2 separate regions of the Mus musculus genome follow, and region 2 is linked to region 1. The links are chromatin loops, found by intact Hi-C in ENCODE. Cell type or tissue: left cerebral cortex. All regions are shown on one strand. Links, peaks and the distances in the headings refer to the core of each region. The heading gives the core; the rest is flanking DNA.

Region 1 (5,372 bases), core at 175-5,174:
GTTTGATAGGGTTTTTTTTGTATGAATTTTCATGCGTATTTCTTATAAAATTATTCATTTGTAAATGACATATAGTGAAATACACATATGTGATAATACTTGCACACTTACAAAATCATCACACAATCAAGATTATGCCAAATTCTAACATCCCTAAAGTCTCACTGGGCTGTGCTAAACCCTACCTGTCTCTTCCCTCATCCTATGGGGACAGTTTGCTTGATAAATATTCTTACCGCGAGTTTAGTTTCTCTTAACACTGCACACCTGAGTAAATCAGCATCACTGTTTTGAGACACAGCTCTACCATTGCGTATGTTACGTTTGGTGTGTTAAGGAGGGTGTACTAGACAACATTTGGGAAGTTAATTCATCTGGACTATGTTCTTGAAGCTATAATGTGCTCAGGCCTTAACTCACATAAACTTTGCAGATAAGGATTTCTAACAGAATACCAGAAGCTGCCGAAGAGTCACCAGTGGAAGATAACCAAAAACATGGACAGTATCAATCCTCTGTCACTGCCATAAACACCCAATCCCAGCACTTGAAAGGCAGAGGCAGGCAAACGTCTGTGAGTTCAAGGCTAGCCAGGGCTACATATTGAGACGTGTGAAACAAACAAAATATTCCACAAAAAAAACAACAGAAATGTAAGAGGAAACTGGTACCTTGGCTCACAGTCCTGGAGGTGCCACACCTGTTGTAAGGGCAGGGCCTTATGGCAGGAGCATCTGGCAGAGCAACTGCTTCCTGAAAGAGCCAGGAAACAAAGCAAGGGGTTAGAGTCCCATGATCCATTTAGTGCGTGTTCTCCCCAATTGCCAAATATTTTCCCTTAAGGCTCCACCTTGAGAATCACACCTTTAATTCGTGGACTTTGTCGGGGACATCCATCTAAATTATAATGAGCTATAACAACAAATCATTTTTCCATGTTTTCCAAATGCCCCCTATTAGGATTTACCCAAACCACCCAACATTTCCCAAAGCATCGCACACTCCATGCTTTGCTGGCGAGTTTTGACCTCCCCTTCTACTCCATATTGGAGATCATGCATTTCTTGTTTTGTTAAACGGTCATTTGCGATCAGAAAGGAGGCAAATGCTCTTCACTGTTCATTTGGGGGGAGGGAGAGAGAAAATAGGCAGAGACTCAAAAGTTGGTAAAAGTTGTATTTCATGCATGTAGATAGTCATACTTACTCTAAATTCTATGTTTTGTTTCTCATGTTTAAAAAAAATCAAATAAAGTTGCACTAAAGTAACTGGGGTGTGATTAGGCTGCGGGGGAAGAGCCCTCGGAAATATGCCTAAGCGTGTAAGGCTAGTACTGGTACTGGTACAGGTACTGTTAAAAAACCTGCTGTCCCACAAAAATGCCATTTATAACTTAATCATGTAACACTTTTTACTACAGAAAACATTGGCTTACCACACAAAGATCCTCCTGCTTCTCTTTCCAGCTCTGTTTTAATTTTGAGGCAAGGTCTTACTAAGTTGAGAAAGTCACAGCAGAAGGTGCTAAAAACCACTGAGATAGATGGCTCTCAGGAGCTCGCGGAAAAGCTCTTGAGATGCTAAGATCTTAAACAATCTTGCCACTCTCCTCCAGAGCTCACTGAGAATCTGCAGTGAGTCGCGTATCTGCACATCTGTATGTCTAATAGACTGTAACTGCTTCCAGGAGATGATGGGCTTGCTAGTAGATTTTAACAGGGACTCTCGGAGCATAGGGGATTCTGGGAATCGTAGTTCAGGTTTTCTTTGGCGGTGTAGAGGTCTTAAGTCACGGTGATGATTCACAATTGCTGATCTAGCATCTGTTTTAACTCTTTACCTCAGAGTTTCAGAAGATATTTTACAACTGTGGTAGACTTTATTCTTGTTCCTAGTTGTATGTCCCTCCTCTGTAACAGTCTAATCCAGGCGTGCCTTCCTGTAGGGGAGTAGTGCCCCTACCGAATATGAGGCTTGGCCATCTGAGGTGCTTTGCTGTGAACCCTTGAAAGGTGCACCATGTCTAAGGAGCAGATGCTACATTTATTTGTAGGAATTAGTCTCTTGTTCCTGTTTTACTGAGAACAAAGTCTTTTCCATCAGTCATTTTAGATCCTGGAGCCCAGAAAGAGAAGACAGGTATAACAAACTCCCACACTAAGTACTCAGACCCTTAAGTAAGAAAGAAATCATAGTGTCTCTGTTGTTGCTGTTTGTTTTTATGAGACAGCCTCTCATTGTGTAGTCTAGCCTGGCCTCAAACTCACAGAGGTCCCCCCTGCCTCTGCCTCTCCAGTGCTGGGACTAAAGGCATGGTTGTCTACCTAGAGTTCTGGGATGTGCCCCTGCATCTGGCCAAAAGTTTTGTTGTTACAAGTCTCTGAGAATTTGGGGATTTTTATTTTTAAAGATTTATTTATTTTATATATGTGAGTTTATTGCTGTCTTCAGACACACCAGAAGAGGGCGCCAGATCCCATTACAGATGGTTGTGAGCCACCATGTGGTTGCTGGGAATTGAACTCAGGACCTCTGGAAGAGCAGTCAGCACTGTTTTGTTTTGATTTATTTTTCGAGACAGAGTTTCTCTGTGTAGCCCTGGCTGTCCTGGAACTCACTCTGTAGACCAGGCTGGCCTCAAACTCAGAAATCCGCCTGCCTCTGCCTCCTGAGTGCTGGGATTAAAGGCGTGCGCTACCACCGCCTGGCTCATGTGATAGTTATATTACAGTGCTAATACTCAGGACACCACACAGCACCTTAGTCTTCTAATTTGAGTTTTGGTCACTGGGCTAAAACTGTTACTTGAGCTTTTTTTCTTCCGCATACCAGCTTTGAGGAAAAGCACTCAGTAGTAATTAAGCAACGTTAATCCGATTAAACAGTTTATCCTTAATAACCCGAGACATCAGTCCATGGATGCTTCTGTGGTGATTTTACAGCTGTCTCTAGTAGTTTTGGCAAGCTTGTCTTCCAACCTGAAGTCATGTGTTTCTAAATCCATGAAACTGCCACGTCCTAGCTGGGCTTCCGACTGCTCTAACTTCAAAAATGTGGAAAACTTCACGAATTTGCGTGTCATCCTTGCGCAAGGGTCATGCTAACCTTCTCTGTATTGTTCTAATTTTAGTGTACATGCTGCCGAAGCGAGCATAGCCTTGAACTTTCAATCTTCCTGTTGTGTAGCTGCAATTACAAACCAGTGCTACCAGGGTCTGCTAGAGAGCATTGCTGCTGTTCTCCCTTCTCCTCTCTTCTTCCTCTTCTTCTTCCTCCCTTCCTTCATCTTTTTCTTCCTCCTTTTTTCTCCCCCTCCTTCATCTCCTTCCTCCTTCTCCCTTTCGTCTTCCTCTCCTTTATCTCCCTCTTCCTCCCTCTTTTCCTTCCTCCTCTTCCTCCTCCTTTTTCTTCCTCTCCTTCTTCCTTCACTCCTCCTCTTATTTCTTTTGGCTTTTTTTGAGGCAGGGTTTCTTTGTGTAGTCCTGGCTGTCTCAGAAGTCCCTAGTAGCTTAGGCTGGCCTTGAACTCCCAGTCATCCTCCTGCTTCTGCCTCCAGAAGTACTGGGATTACTGGCTTGTGCCATCATGTCTGATCTGGGTGAAAAGATTCGAAAATAGAAATGTTGGTAGCAGGAGTTGGCTAGTATTAGCTGCATTTGTTAAAATTTCACAAGGAAGGAATGGCAAACCAAACCAAACCAAACCAACCAACCAACCAACCAACCAACCAACCAAACAAACAAAAGAACAAAAAACCTGGCCTATTATCAAGCAGGGAAAAGGTAATTCAGAAATTTCAAGACTTAACAAAGGTTGACCACTGCAACTGTTTATCCAGCTCACGAGAAAAAACTATGAAGATGCATCGAATCAAAAGGCTTTTAGCACATTGCCCTAGGGTAAAGACCAAACAGAATGTGGTATTCAAAAGCCCCACTAAATTTTTTCACTGGACAAAAAGACTCAAAGAAGAGAGACTCTACAGTGGCCCGATACACTCAAAGGACCTGTAATCAAATCTAGAGAGGCATTTAAAGGAGCTGTACTTGTAACTACTGGCAAACAGGCTAACTGGAATTAGACTTTGAAAAATCTTCTGATAAAGCTGTTCAAAATATAAACGGATTCCCATGCCTCAACAGGCCTAAACCAGGAAGTACAGCAAGGAAGATGTTCATCTTGGGAGTACAAAAGAAAGGGTGTCTCCAGTGGACATCTTTATTGTTGAATATATGATCAATTTCTCTGAACCCACAACTGGAATTCTATCTTAATTCCACACAGAGTCATGAACAGCAACATGGAGAAGAGAACTAAGTTATCACAGCTTGCTTTCTTTTACAGGCAGGCAGACTATTAATAGGAGTACTCTAGAATGTGCAATGGCTTAGTCGCTAAGGGATCTAAAGGGGATGAGCTGAGATGGTGTGTAGCTGTTTAAGGGTTCCTGATGCTACATCTCTTGGCCATTAGCTGAACCTTGTGCTAACACCAAACAGAGATGTAGAAAACACTAAGTTGACTTAGCAGCTGTGCGCAGGAGTCCACTGGTAAGAAAAGACTAAACATTGCTGGGAGCACCCATCCCAGGAAGGACTTTACTTCCAGGGGCTTTAGGTTGGCACCATTCGAGAGTTCACATGGCTGATCTCATCCCATATTGTATTCGGCACATCTCCACTATGATAGTAATGCAACCCCTAGAAGGGACGGTCACCACTGCATCAATGAGGGACTTGGATTCCTGGAAAAGGCTTCCCATTTAAATGCCCCATAGGTCCAATCCAAACAATCTACTCGTTGGAACCACAGCCTCAGAATATTGTTTGCTACAATCAGTACCTGAGTCCAAGCTCATCCAATTATGCCAAAGGCCACAGCAGCTTGGCCAGTCTTGGCAGTCTCACAAAACGTATCAAGTCAATAGACAAGGTCATCTTAGCGCCATCTTGCCTCTTTCATCGTACAGAGAAATCAAAATCTCTATGTTGTTTACTTTAAAGAAGGTAAAGGCCATTCCCCTACCGGTGATTTAGCTCAACTCTCTAGCATTTACTAATTCAGCCAGATCTTGTTTGCAACTTTCGCTCTGCCCAAGATTGTACTCTCTAAAGCCTTGGCAAAGTAGTTCAGCTCCTTCATTTAAAAAAAAAAAAAATCCAGCCTTCTGTGGAAGAATCACTCCCACTGTGGAACTGTGGGCTCAGTGCACAGTCCCCAAAGCATAGTTGACATAGACACCCTCTCATTTGGACAGTGACGCTCAGAAAGCATCTACTTTGTATGGCTTGGCTCTGGCCTTGCTCCCCGAAGCAGTTTTTCCCCTTCCTTCTTCCTCCACACGGAAATGGAGGTTCTCCAGCCGGATGACA
Region 2 (5,372 bases), core at 200-5,199, 200 kb after region 1:
TGTTTGAATTCCTTTGACTGCCCAGAAAGGAAGCTGTGGATCAGAATGTACCCGACCTAACATCTCTGGAAGGAGGCAGAGCATGCCACCCTGCAATGGTGAAACCTGGGACTGGCAGTAGCTGTGCCCGTCTGTATACCACCAGGAAAACACTCGCTTCCCATGGCCACTCCAAGGGCATCCTGCATGTCTGTCCTTCATTCTCTTTATGCTTGGAACTTAAGGATACAAAGGTGGCCAACAAGCACCTTTTGTTCATTTACTGCCAAGTAGCCAGAGAGAGCAGCCAGCATATTACGCTGAATCAGCCCTGTATCTGTCAGTCATGACCACACCAGCAAGCTTTCCACTGGTGAAAAAGACCTCAGGAGTTCATGGAAGTTCTGGACCAGGTACATAAGCCAGAGCTGGGGCTGGGGAAAAGAAACACGCATGAGCTTATACAAAAATGTTTTATTTGCTGTTCATATTTCTTCTTCTCATACTGAGCCCCTGACCCAAAACCCAGCCAGCTTCTAAGGCATCCTGTTGTCTGGTTCTTGAATGTGGGGCACTATGAAAATGACTAGACATTGTAAAAAGTGGGAGTCCCCCCGCTCCCACCAGAAACAGAAGTTGGAAGAAGCTTTCTTGCCTGGCTGAAGCTACAGAAGCTTCCCAAGGTGGTCCCTTAAGTCAGAGGGTCCTCCCCACTGGATGGATGTGAGGAAGAAATAACATGTCTTTCAGAGGCCTGGAGCTGAACCAGTAGTCTCTTAAGACAGAGCTCAGAAGTAAGGGGTGTGTGTGTGTGTGTGTGTGTGTGTGTGTGTGTGCATGCCTGTCTGTGTGTGTGAGAGTGTATGTGTGTGTGTGTCTGTGTGTGCTCACTGCAGTTTTAAGGTGCTAACCAGGAAGAGGTTGGCCTAGTGGAACTGAGATGTGAATGTAGGGATAGAACGGGAAAAGAGAGGATGTATTTTGAGCAGGGCCACCTGTGAAGAACAGTTATAGCCCTTATGGGAGTGGTCATTACAACTACCAGGAAGAGGAAAAAGAGAGTCCTGTCCTCTCCTAGACAAAGGACAAATGACACAATAAACACTTTTGGTCTGAGAGTGCCAGAAAAGGGCACTCATTGGCACAGAAAAGGGCAAACAGCCCTCATCTGCCAGACATGGGCTTGGTTACCTCACAGACCACCACAGCCCACTCTGGGTACCATCATCCCTGTCTCTGCCATTCCTGCCCTAGTACAAGCTCTGTCGGAGACTAACACTGCCAGTCAGACTCTGATTGGTGGGCAGAAGCAAGGGTCCTGAAGTGCAGGGTCCTGATTCTGACATGAGGCCTACCAATCGCTGTATTCAACTTGTTTCCATGGCCTGGCTGCTTCTAGCCAGACATACACAGCTCTTCTAGGCAGACACTTGGCCCACAGACTCTGTCAGATGAGACCCAGAGGTGTGCTCTCAGGAAGAGCCATAGAAAGGTGTACATTTGTCTTTCCCATCCTAGGACCTGCCCTGCAGGCTCAGAAGTCCGAGTCTGCATCCAAGATCTCAGCCTCCATTAGGTTAGTGCGGGAATGAATGGATCCCAGCCCCTGGAGGCGGCCCTGAGCCCAGACCCGGGGGGCTGAGGCACCAGGGAGAAATGGATCTTGATGGGGACTAGGCTCTGGGCAGAAGGGGTTGGAGACTAGAGTCCAGGCTCCCTGTCGGCAGGACTCCCCTGTTCCCCAGGCGTTTGCAGCTACCAGGCACTTCTGCCGAGGCAGCTGAGGCAGCCGAGGAACTGCACTGGTGGCAGGAACAGGGGCAGAGTGGTGAAGCTCAGGGGCTGGCCTCAAGGGGCACACCTCCTTCTTCCTCTTCCTCCGCTTTTTCTTCCGGCCCAAACGCTTCTCTAACTCTGGGGAGATCTCTGCCTCAACCAGCCACATGTTGGCTTGTTCTTCTGGTGGCACTGTCAGGGGGACAAAGAGCACAGCTTAGGGCTTTGTTCTGTTCTTTCCACCCTTCCCTCCCAGAATCCCTGTTCTTGGGTTCTGGGACCCGTCCCTCCAGGCTTCCCAAGCCTTGGCATCTCCTTCAGGTCCTCTGGGGCCTTTCCTTCCTTCCCCTAGTTCTACAACCCCATACATTCATTCCAAAGTGTCCACCCACCCCTCCTTCCTGCAGAAGACAGAGCCCTCATACCTGGAGTTGCCACAGGGGTAACGGACACATCCTGGGGCAATATGGCTCCTCTCCGAGCCACCATCTTGGTGACATGCTGAGCCCAGGCAGAGGAGACGTCAGCTGAGGGTTCATTGAGGTCAAAAGCCAAACCCGCTTTGGGGATGAAAGGAAAGAAAGAACAATGACCCCTCCTTATGTAACATGGGTCATCTTTCCTAGCCAGTCCTTCCCACTGCAGCTGGCAGAGAGATTCCACCCTGGAGCCAGTGCCCATTCAAAATCCGAGTGCAGCAGCCTCTGATTCCCAAAAAGTAAAACTTGAGATCATAAGTCTAGGGCCAGCACCCTGACTTACTCTGGCTCAGAAAAGTCACTGGAGATGGCAGAGAAGAAGGAAGAGAGAGCAAAGTCCTCAGAGAACTGCAATACCGTGAACAGGCCGAGGGAGGAAAGGGGGTAGAGGGGAGAGGTGGGGGTCGGGGGGGGCAGTGAGACACGACAAGGCAGAGTGTGAGTGAGTGCCTCATTCCCTAGTTTGTCAAACAGTCCGTGTATCCAGACGGAAACCGGCCTGGTACTGTGGAGGTCAGGTGTCTCCGCAGGACAATACACTGAGGCTCACCAACAGGTCCATCATGGGAGACAGTGTGCATGCTGAAGGAGAGCTCCTGGCCCGGGTTCTGCAGCAGCTCACGCCGCTTAGAGAAGGCCTTGGCGATCATCTTGCTCTTCTTGATTCTCTTGGGCTCATCATCACTGTGCCCAGTCAACCTGAGAACAGAAGGGGTGGGGCTGGCAAGTGCAAGAGCAGCCGCTGCCTTCCAAATCTATCGAAAGACCTGGGATTCTAGGTTTAAGTCCTGAGGAGCTGAGGCCTTCACAGCAACAAAACATGCCCAGAATGCAGGGCTCCTGTGGCTCCTACTTGAAAAGCGCTGGTTCTCACTGTCCCCTAGAGGGCAGTGGTGAGCAGCTAAGCAATTAGCCATCCAGACTTGCTTTTGGCAAACACTGCCCCAGTCTGTTTTGGAAGCATGTAAGACAAAGCCCTCAAGTGAAGACGTGAGGCTGAGGGTAAGAGAGGAAGGACAAGATCAGACAGCTGCTGACCCCACCTGCACCAGGTGCGCCTCCAGATGAGCAGGGTGGCCTTGGTCCAGACCCAGGTGCTCATGGCAATGCCAGTGCCAAACATGGCAAATAGATTGATCTTCTCCACCAGGAGGCTGGGCCGATTCTTGATCTCACAGTCAGGAATGGGCTTCTTGGTAGGCAGCCCGATGGTCACGTTGGCTTGGCATCTATGATGAGGAACGGTCAACAGCTAAGGTATCGGGATCCAGTAAGAAGGCACCCAACATGAATCCATATAGGAGAGAGCTGAGCCCCACTGCGTGATTCTCATGGAGCGGGTGCTGGAGGTGAAACCCACACATACTAGGTTCTACCACTGAGCTGTACCACTAGACCCCAGTGACATACTTTGGAATCATCTAGAGAGCTTTTATAAATCACTGCTGTCTGAGCCTCACATCAAACTTCGGGGACAAGAATCGAGCATCACCGCAGGTAACATCTTCCTAGACTGAAAGGGGGAAACTTAAGAATGAGCCAAAAGCAGTCAGAGATGTGTGTGTGTGTTGTGTGTGTGTGTTGTGTGTGTGTGTGTGTGTGTGTGTGCCACTTATGTCCAGGTGCTTGCAGAGTCCAGGAGAGGGAGAGATCTCTGGAGCTGGAGATACAGGCATTTGGGAGCTACCAGGTGTAGATGCTGAGAACTGACCTTACATCCTATGGCACAGTAACAAGCACTCCTAAAAACAGAGCCATCTCTCCAGCCAGAGTCTCCTTTTAAGGGAAGTTTTAACCATGAGCCCCAGTAGCAGCAGGCATCCTTTTAGCAGTGGAGATGCCACAGGTGCCCTGGTTCACCTTTACTGAGATCCAGAAACACTCAAGCAGAACTGGCAAACTTGACCAGGTTGCTGAGCTGTCCAAGGACCTGCTCCTGTGCATTGACTCAGGGAGAGCCACCGATGGTAGAAGGCACACAGATCACAACATGGGTTGGTTTCTGAACAGTTGCAAACACACAGGACATCCTGCCCAGGGGCGCAGACAGACATGTGGAGTTGAACAGCAATGTAGAAGCTATTCATAGCTGAGGCGGGATGGTGGAACAAGCACTTCACAAGCAGATGCAATGCTGCATTATAGCCGGAGCTCCAGTCCCAACCACGCCCACAGCCAAGCCCGGGGCCCCTCACTCACAGCACATAGTCCCGGAAGCTACGCTCCCACTCAGCCTGGTTGAAGAAGTCATAGAAGTGGCAGCTGAAGGTGATGAGCACAAAGCCAAAGGCCAGGAAGCCAAAAATGCCTGTGGAGTTCAGGGGCGGGATCCGTTACCAGAACAGAGATGGTAGCAGCACCCGGGAGGAGGGCAACTGCGTATGGAATACTGAAGGCAGCTGAGTCCAGGGTGGCTACATCGGGGCTCAGGTCAGAAACTGCATCCTCCAAAATAAATCCAGAGGTGATTTATTATACTATGGGAGGCCACAGGAAGGGCGAGGGGCCTGTGGTAGCGGTCCTGGCACTAACCTGGGTTCTTCCCCTTCTCAGAGGGAGTTGCCTCCTCCACTATCACTATACCTTGGCTCTGTCCCTGAATATTTAACTCTCCACACTGTCTTTCTGCATCCTGGAGGCCCCATCAGGATTCAGTACTGAGATGTCCAGAGTCCCCTGGGCACCACTTACCCAGGCGCAGCATGGTCTCGTTGATCTTGCTGGCTGCCTTCTCACTCAGAAGCCCAGGGTGGTTGCTCTTGATGGAGAACAGAGTCATGACCCCTAAACAGACAGAGAATTGAGACATTAGCAGGACAGAAGACACTCTTCTGGGGTGGGGGGTGCATGGAGGGAGGCCCCATGGCGCTGGATTCCTATGACTAATTACATAAAGCTTGGGGAACCAGAGAATGAGAGAACAGCTATTAGCAAATGTGCTATGGGCTGCGGTAACTGGGACAGAGCCTAGACAACAGTCAAGGACAGAGAGAGGAAACCAGGTCAAAGCTATTCTGATGGTGAAAGCTTGAAACAGAATCAACAATAGTATTGCCCAATAGGAATACATTGTGTGACATATAAAAAAAATCTCAAATTTTCTAGTAGCCACATTAAAAAATTATATAATTTTATTTT

What was found. Hi-C counts contacts between places; a loop is a spot of excess contacts. Peaks named below come from ENCODE experiments on the same cell type or tissue, not always from the same donor. Only the 100,000 strongest peaks of a DNase experiment are listed, where the experiment ranks them.
Region 2: a loop joins it to region 1, with 2.0 times the contacts of the local background. A loop is called at or near these places in 1 of 42 quality-filtered maps.

What each region holds. Positions count from the first base shown.
Region 1 is chr6:29,961,337-29,966,708 of GRCm38, reverse strand. The region is part of intron 1 of Gm52897 (a long non-coding RNA gene); the gene reads left to right. It overlaps Gm31103 (a long non-coding RNA gene), which reads right to left and starts at 2,253. Exons shown (of 3, transcript XR_377383.3): 1 at 1,436-2,253; 2 at 672-753. It overlaps LOC115490520 (a small nuclear RNA gene), which reads right to left and starts at 3,154; the gene lies at 3,048-3,154. It also overlaps the pseudogene Gm13724. In left cerebral cortex, for the core only: a CTCF peak has its summit at 2,455 (motif pointing right); no DNase peak of the experiment used is centred there; H3K27ac peaks cover 105 bases.
Region 2 is chr6:29,756,427-29,761,798 of GRCm38, reverse strand. It overlaps Smo (smoothened, frizzled class receptor), which reads right to left. Exons shown (of 12, transcript NM_176996.4): 7 at 4,926-5,018; 8 at 4,434-4,542; 9 at 3,278-3,463; 10 at 2,785-2,933; 11 at 2,181-2,315; 12 at 433-1,947. The coding sequence ends at 1,514. Among named protein-coding and RNA genes, the nearest start is that of Ahcyl2, 9.3 kb to the left of the region's middle. In left cerebral cortex, for the core only: a CTCF peak has its summit at 3,114 (motif pointing right); a DNase peak (open chromatin) is centred at 3,135.